Linked DNA regions of Homo sapiens: region 1 is linked to region 2. Evidence: chromatin contacts called from ENCODE Hi-C or POLR2A ChIA-PET data. All regions are on one chromosome and are shown on one strand. Each heading gives the region's core, a stretch centred on a gene start or an enhancer-like site at or near the end of the contact. The rest is flanking DNA. Distances are from core to core; before and after follow the strand shown.

Region 1 (2,700 bases), core at 167-2,666, 210 kb before region 2:
GTCTATCATCTCTGAATTAAATTAAATATTTAATAACCCATTAATGTTCTTAGCTAATGTCAGCTTTTGAAGTGACTGTATTCCTATATTTTTACTAATTATAAAATAAGATTTTGAAAAATCTCTCTCTGCCTTTCTGTCTCTTAAGGTTTCTCTTTCCATTCATTCTAAATTGCCTCTCTAGACTTCAGTGTGTCCGCTCGCTGTTGAATGTGAAGCTGAGGTTGGTAAAGGATGTGTACTCTGGTCTTGCTCTGCGGTGACTGTGGACGCGCTTCACAGCCCTACGTTTCAGAGGCTGTTCACTCTGTGTGATGTCTTCATCATACTCACAGAGGACCTGGGTTGTGGCTATACCGCCCATTGGCTAGGCCGGCCCATCTGGAAGATCACAGGTTATTAATGACTAAAATAGTTAGAAACGATGTCTTTATTTAAAATAATAAGCATTGATTTTATCTAATTTCTAACAAATGCACATGAGACATTGAATACCCAGGTACAAATGGACCTGGTGTCGCCTTTGAGGTCTCAGGTACTCCTTGGCTGGCCTGTGCTGGCCCCTTTGTCTTCTGGGGCCCCTTTCTCCAAGGAGTCTGGCTTCTGTGCTCCACGGAGTCTGGCCTCTGTGCTCCATGGAGTCTGGCCTCTGTGTTCCACAGCGTCTGGCTTCTGTGCTCCACGGAGTCTGGCCTCTGTGCTCCATGCTGTCCTTGGTCCACAGGGCCTGACCTTGAATCGTCATGAAGACATGTTCTGCTCATTCTGTAGATTTCCTAGAGTCTGTGCCACTGTTTGGCTTTGCATAGAATCCCCAAATCGGCTGACTATTGGACTTCACTAGGATGCGAATGGTGCAAAGTTTGATCCAACTGGCTGTGGTGGAAAATGGAAACTTGTGGGGCTTCGAGCAGAAAATTTGGGAATACCTTGATTCCAAGCTCAGACACTTAGACCCCTCTTTCCACGGCTCCAGTGGCGGCCCAGCCGTTCCAGACACCTAGGCCAGCAGAGAAGCCAAGCCTCAAGCCCCTGTCGCCATCTGTTATCTGCCTTGGGCTGGCCGGCCTGCACCTCCTCCACGCCCTGCGGTGCAGCTTTGCCTCCCCTGAGGGGTTACAGGCTCTGCTCAGCTGCCTCCTGCTGCAGAGCAGACCACAGCCCAGCTGGCTGACTCAGGGCCAACTCAGGGGAAGCCCTCCTGTGACTGTGCGTTTGACGGGACCCTGGCAGCTGCCGTCCCTGGAACTCATCTGAATTCCTGTGTAATCTCTGCCCCTTCCTGAACGCACCTGGCCAGAGGGCGCTGGTCTTGCCTCCACCTTGGGAAGAACAAGCAGGCGGCTTGGAAGCAGGCTTTTTGAGGTTTCAGGGAGGAGCACGGGGCTGGCAAAACTTCCGGCTGACTTGGGGAAGTAATGCTGTAAGATCTTACTGCTCCGCTATTTCACCGCTGAACCTGGAGGCCTGCCGTCACCTGCAGCTCGGGGGCACTGCGTGAGGGTTATAAACTTTGTGAGGTGCTGAGTTAGGGGATGCAGAGGCCAGCTTCGGTCACAAAAGCACACTTCACACTTTCTAGAGTGTCAGCAGCCTCACCTCTGTTTAGGCAAATAGAATTTGTCCCCTCAGAGAGTTGTGCTTTTCCTCCTGAATATGATCACAGTCTACGCAGCAAGAGGGATGTCTTAGCCCTTGGCCAGTTTCTAAATGATTCCAAGGAGCAGAGCTTGGATTTACAGAATTTCCCATTTCCATTGCTTTAGACCAATTCTCAGCTAGAGTTCCTGACCTCCTCAGTATGATCCTTGTCACTCTTCTCTTTCTGGTGCATGAGGGCTGGAGACTTCCGTGGCAATGTCCCAGACCAATGACACCCATCTGTGCTGCGTGCCTGGCATGTTCTAGGCACAAGGGATGCTCAAGGAGCTCGGGCTCGGGTGGCACCTGCGGTCCTCAGCCACAGTAGAAGGGAAGACAGCACAGATGCAGAAACCCCCGTTGTGACAGAGTCAGAAGAGGCACGGAGGGCAGTTCCTGGGCCAGCAAGCGCAGAGCCTGGGCATGTAGGAAGCAGCCAGGGATGTCTGGGGATTGACAAGTACAGGCCCCGGAAAGGCGTGTGTCTGAGGAGGAGGAGGGTCAAGAGGGGCTGAGGGAGACTGTGTGGGAGGAGTGTGTCACAGATGTGCGTGCACTGCGTGGGGTGACTCGGGGCCTCCAAGGCTGGTGAGAACTCAGGGAATCCCAGGGACCTCTAGGGTTGGGGTGGGGCCCTGGGCTGGTGAGCACCCCCCCAGGGGAGAAGCTGAGGACACAGGAGGGGAGCACGCCCGATGTCTCTGCAGCACTGCAGGGCACGCTAATCCTGTATGGCTCACAGAACTAACAAAACCTAGGCGGATGGAACCGCCCTTCACAGTAGCACAGAGTGGGGCTCCAGGAAGCCAACTTCTCTCCGGCATGGGCACCTCAGGGGCACTTGGTGCGGCCCCTGCCTTCTCCCAGGAAGGCCCCCTCCTCCCTGCCCCTCCCCGCTGACTCAAGCCGGGCTGGACTCAGAAGGGACATGCCAGCTCTGCTTCCGATGCTGACTGTGTGGCCACCTCCACCGCCCTCTCTGTTTTCCTCACTCAGTATCCCCCTTCCCCTTGCCCAGCCTCCTGCCTTAGTCTGTGTGGTGGAAAGGGGGAAGGAAGC
Region 2 (2,812 bases), core at 234-2,733:
TTGTCACATTCAAACATCATTTAAACAGTTTATACCTCTAGTTTTTCTTTCTTACGTTACAAAATGTTTGGAATTGTTGCTTATGGAGCTAGCACCTGATCACCGTCCCAGCTCCTCCTCCCAAAGCTCTCAAGTTAGCTTTAAAAATACTGTTTACAGTAGCTGTGCTGGAAACCACATGCTCCTGCCATGGATGCAGCCGATTCAGGAACAGACTTGATCTTCCTAAGGCATTGCATGCAAATCCTCATCAAGCTCTAGATAAAATTACCTGCTTCATAAAACAGAAAAGGCACATATTTCAAAATGAAATGTGAGTAACATTTTCATGCTAGTTGCCCCTTAGGGTGGTTGTCATGAAGGGATCCAGAAACCAGGGCTGTCCAGAGAGGGTCGTTATCAGCAGTGCCCGGGAGTATGGTGCTGGGGCTTCATCTGGCTGTTTCCTATTCACACAGACCCCAGAGTGCGCGCCGAGTCCATGGAACACCAGATCTTTGTTTGTTTTGTTTTGTTTTCGTTTTGGGGAAAGTGAAAAAGAAAGTTAAGCATCCTCCAGCAAGTTCAAGCTAAAATGTCACTGTGAAGGCAGAACTCTGAAGTCTGAAAGGTGATGCTCTTGGGGATTTTTTTCCATTGACGCCTCAGATGCTTTGCGGTTAAAAACCTTACTGATTTGAAATGAGAAGTGAACTCTATCGCAATATTATTAGGGAAGAAAGCTGGCGTTTTTCATGTCATTTTAGGAGATGAAATTATGTGTGTACTTCAGGTACATTTGCTCTCAATACTTTGACAGAAAGAATCTGCACAAAATTTGAAATGTTATGAGATATCTGCGTCGAAGGCTTTGATTCGAAACGTTACAGAAATGACTAAAGAAGGTGAACTTCTGCAACGGAGGTGGGGGTGTGGCATGGACCGGGGAGGCGGGAGGCAACAGGGGATGGCAATTTGGAAGTGCTGAGGAAGGCGTGAAGCCAGCCTAAAAAACGGGCTGACTGGGAGCAGGGGAACACCCATGGGAATTCTGAGGTGCCAGCGTCCATGGCCAGGTGGCATCCAAGTAGCCCGGATGCTGTCACTCTCGCTTCAGAGCCTAGTCCCACAAAGGCATGTCCCACAAAGGCAGTGAAGGGGACCAGGACCCATGGGACTGCATGAGCTCATTCACCACAGCTGTGGGTCTCAGACCCTCCACAAAGAGCTGCTGAAGAAAAAGGAAGGAACTGGAAATCTTTAGGAAACATACACAAGGGCTGGGAAACGTGCCCCAGGAAAGGGTGGTGGCTGCAGTGTGAAGCCTCCCTGGCCAGCTCGTGCCTCGCCTGCCCCACACCTCTGGGCGGTGTTGAATTTTACTTTCTGTTCTGCAGTGTGGCCGTTGCCATGCTCTCGTTACCAAAATGAAGTCACAGAAGGGTGTGCTTTGGTGGTGATTCCTTTTTTCATAGTGTGGGCGTCGCATTAACACAGCTGCATGATGGGAGCTATTTTGGGAGGGAGGCTGGGGTTTGGATGACTCATGCGCGTGCTAGTCCTGTAGGTAGAGGATGTTAATGGACCCATTGCGAGGACAGTGTTTTAGTAACAGAAGAGGAGTATTTTGTTGTTCTTTAAATGACAAATCGTCTGCAATTTCTTTCTTCCTTTCGTAGGTCAATGACGGGAAAAGATAGCATACATGTTTCCATGATGAATTTTTTTGAACTTGGGCTCCTGCCTTTGTTTTTTGTGCAGGAAGCCACCTCCAGCAGCCGCGTGGAAGGTAGTGGTTCTCACAGGCAGTGACACACGTGGATCCCTGAGGGCCTCATTTTTTTCTGTCCCTTTCCATAAACCAGGAGATTTCACCACAAAAGCTGCACAGTCTCGGGTGGCTAGCATGGTCCTGCAATTCTAGTAAGCCTGTGCTGTGAAGGGAGGAAGGGCTTAAAATGTGATGTCCCCTCACAAATTAGCATCTAAATATAATGCCCATTGGCTGGGCTGTGCCTCTAGCATTTTTACTTACTCATTCAAGAAGTAATTATGAAGCAACAAAATTGTAATTCTGTATCTTCCAACTGCACTCATATGAACTTCAGGATGGATTAAACAGAGTCAATTTTGGCTATACTCATTGTTTTCCCAAACAAACAAAAAAAAACCACTGTTTTTACAAAAATAGCAAATCATCCTTGAAGATATGGAGACGAAAGTGTTTCCTTTAACTGAGAATGGAAAAGCCATGGATAACTGCATAGGCCTCTAATCCGCTGTGAGTTTCCACGGCTCAGACACCTTATCTGCTTTTACATGTGCCTCTATTTGTGACATGGAGGTAAAATAGCAAGATTTATAAGTAACCGTTTTGAGAAACTGAATTTTTCAAACATCGTCATGTACGTTATTGCTATTGTGATTTCATTTGGAAGTCTTCACTCTTAGAGTAAAACAGAGGGTGGAAGTACTTGGCTTCGAAGTCAGTCCTTGATGAGAAGCCCACCTCTATCACTTCCAGCTATTAATGTGTAATCTGAGTCTCAGGAGAAAATCTCCACTTCACAGTTTCTTCATGAAAAGAAGCAATGAGGAATGAGAGGCCCCTGGTTCCCAGAGCACACTATGCATACAATTCCTGGTTGCTGTTTTTGGATGCGCATTTTAGCCAGCAGTTTCTGAAGTTTTTCAGCCCCTCACCCCGAGCTAAAACTGTAGAAAGGGGTGTACGAATGTATAGATAGTGGAACAGAAATCTCAGAGAAATGCAGAGATAAATTCAAGGAACAGTTGGGCTCGAATGTCTCATGTTGGGAGAAACACCTCCTTT

The links. Hi-C counts contacts between places; a loop is a spot of excess contacts on that map. ChIA-PET counts read pairs that join two places held with the same protein, here RNA polymerase II (POLR2A). Pooled maps may share reads with other maps.
Region 1: a map with no recorded cell type shows a loop between it and region 2 (5-fold over the local background). The contact joins two enhancer-like sites. A Hi-C loop is called at or near these places in 1 of 168 maps with a recorded cell type or tissue (left ventricle myocardium inferior), 1 of 37 single-sample maps with no recorded cell type and 4 of 50 pooled maps. POLR2A ChIA-PET finds 5 or more read pairs at or near these places in 1 of 52 experiments (BJ).

Annotation. Positions count from the first base shown.
Region 1 is chr6:166,749,872-166,752,571 of GRCh38, reverse strand. It overlaps a transcript of RPS6KA2 not described here. Among named protein-coding and RNA genes, the nearest start is that of RPS6KA2, 120 kb to the right of the region's middle. Within about 2 kb of position 1,416, at least 2 of the 41 ENCODE cell types and tissues checked have a DNase peak (open chromatin) inside an H3K27ac peak, as active enhancers do.
Region 2 is chr6:166,539,787-166,542,598 of GRCh38, reverse strand. The region is part of intron 1 of RPS6KA2 (ribosomal protein S6 kinase A2); the gene reads left to right. Among named protein-coding and RNA genes, the nearest start is that of MIR1913, 32 kb to the right of the region's middle. RefSeq lists enhancers at 1-269, 440-659, 1,250-1,369. Within about 2 kb of position 1,483, at least 8 of the 41 ENCODE cell types and tissues checked have a DNase peak (open chromatin) inside an H3K27ac peak, as active enhancers do.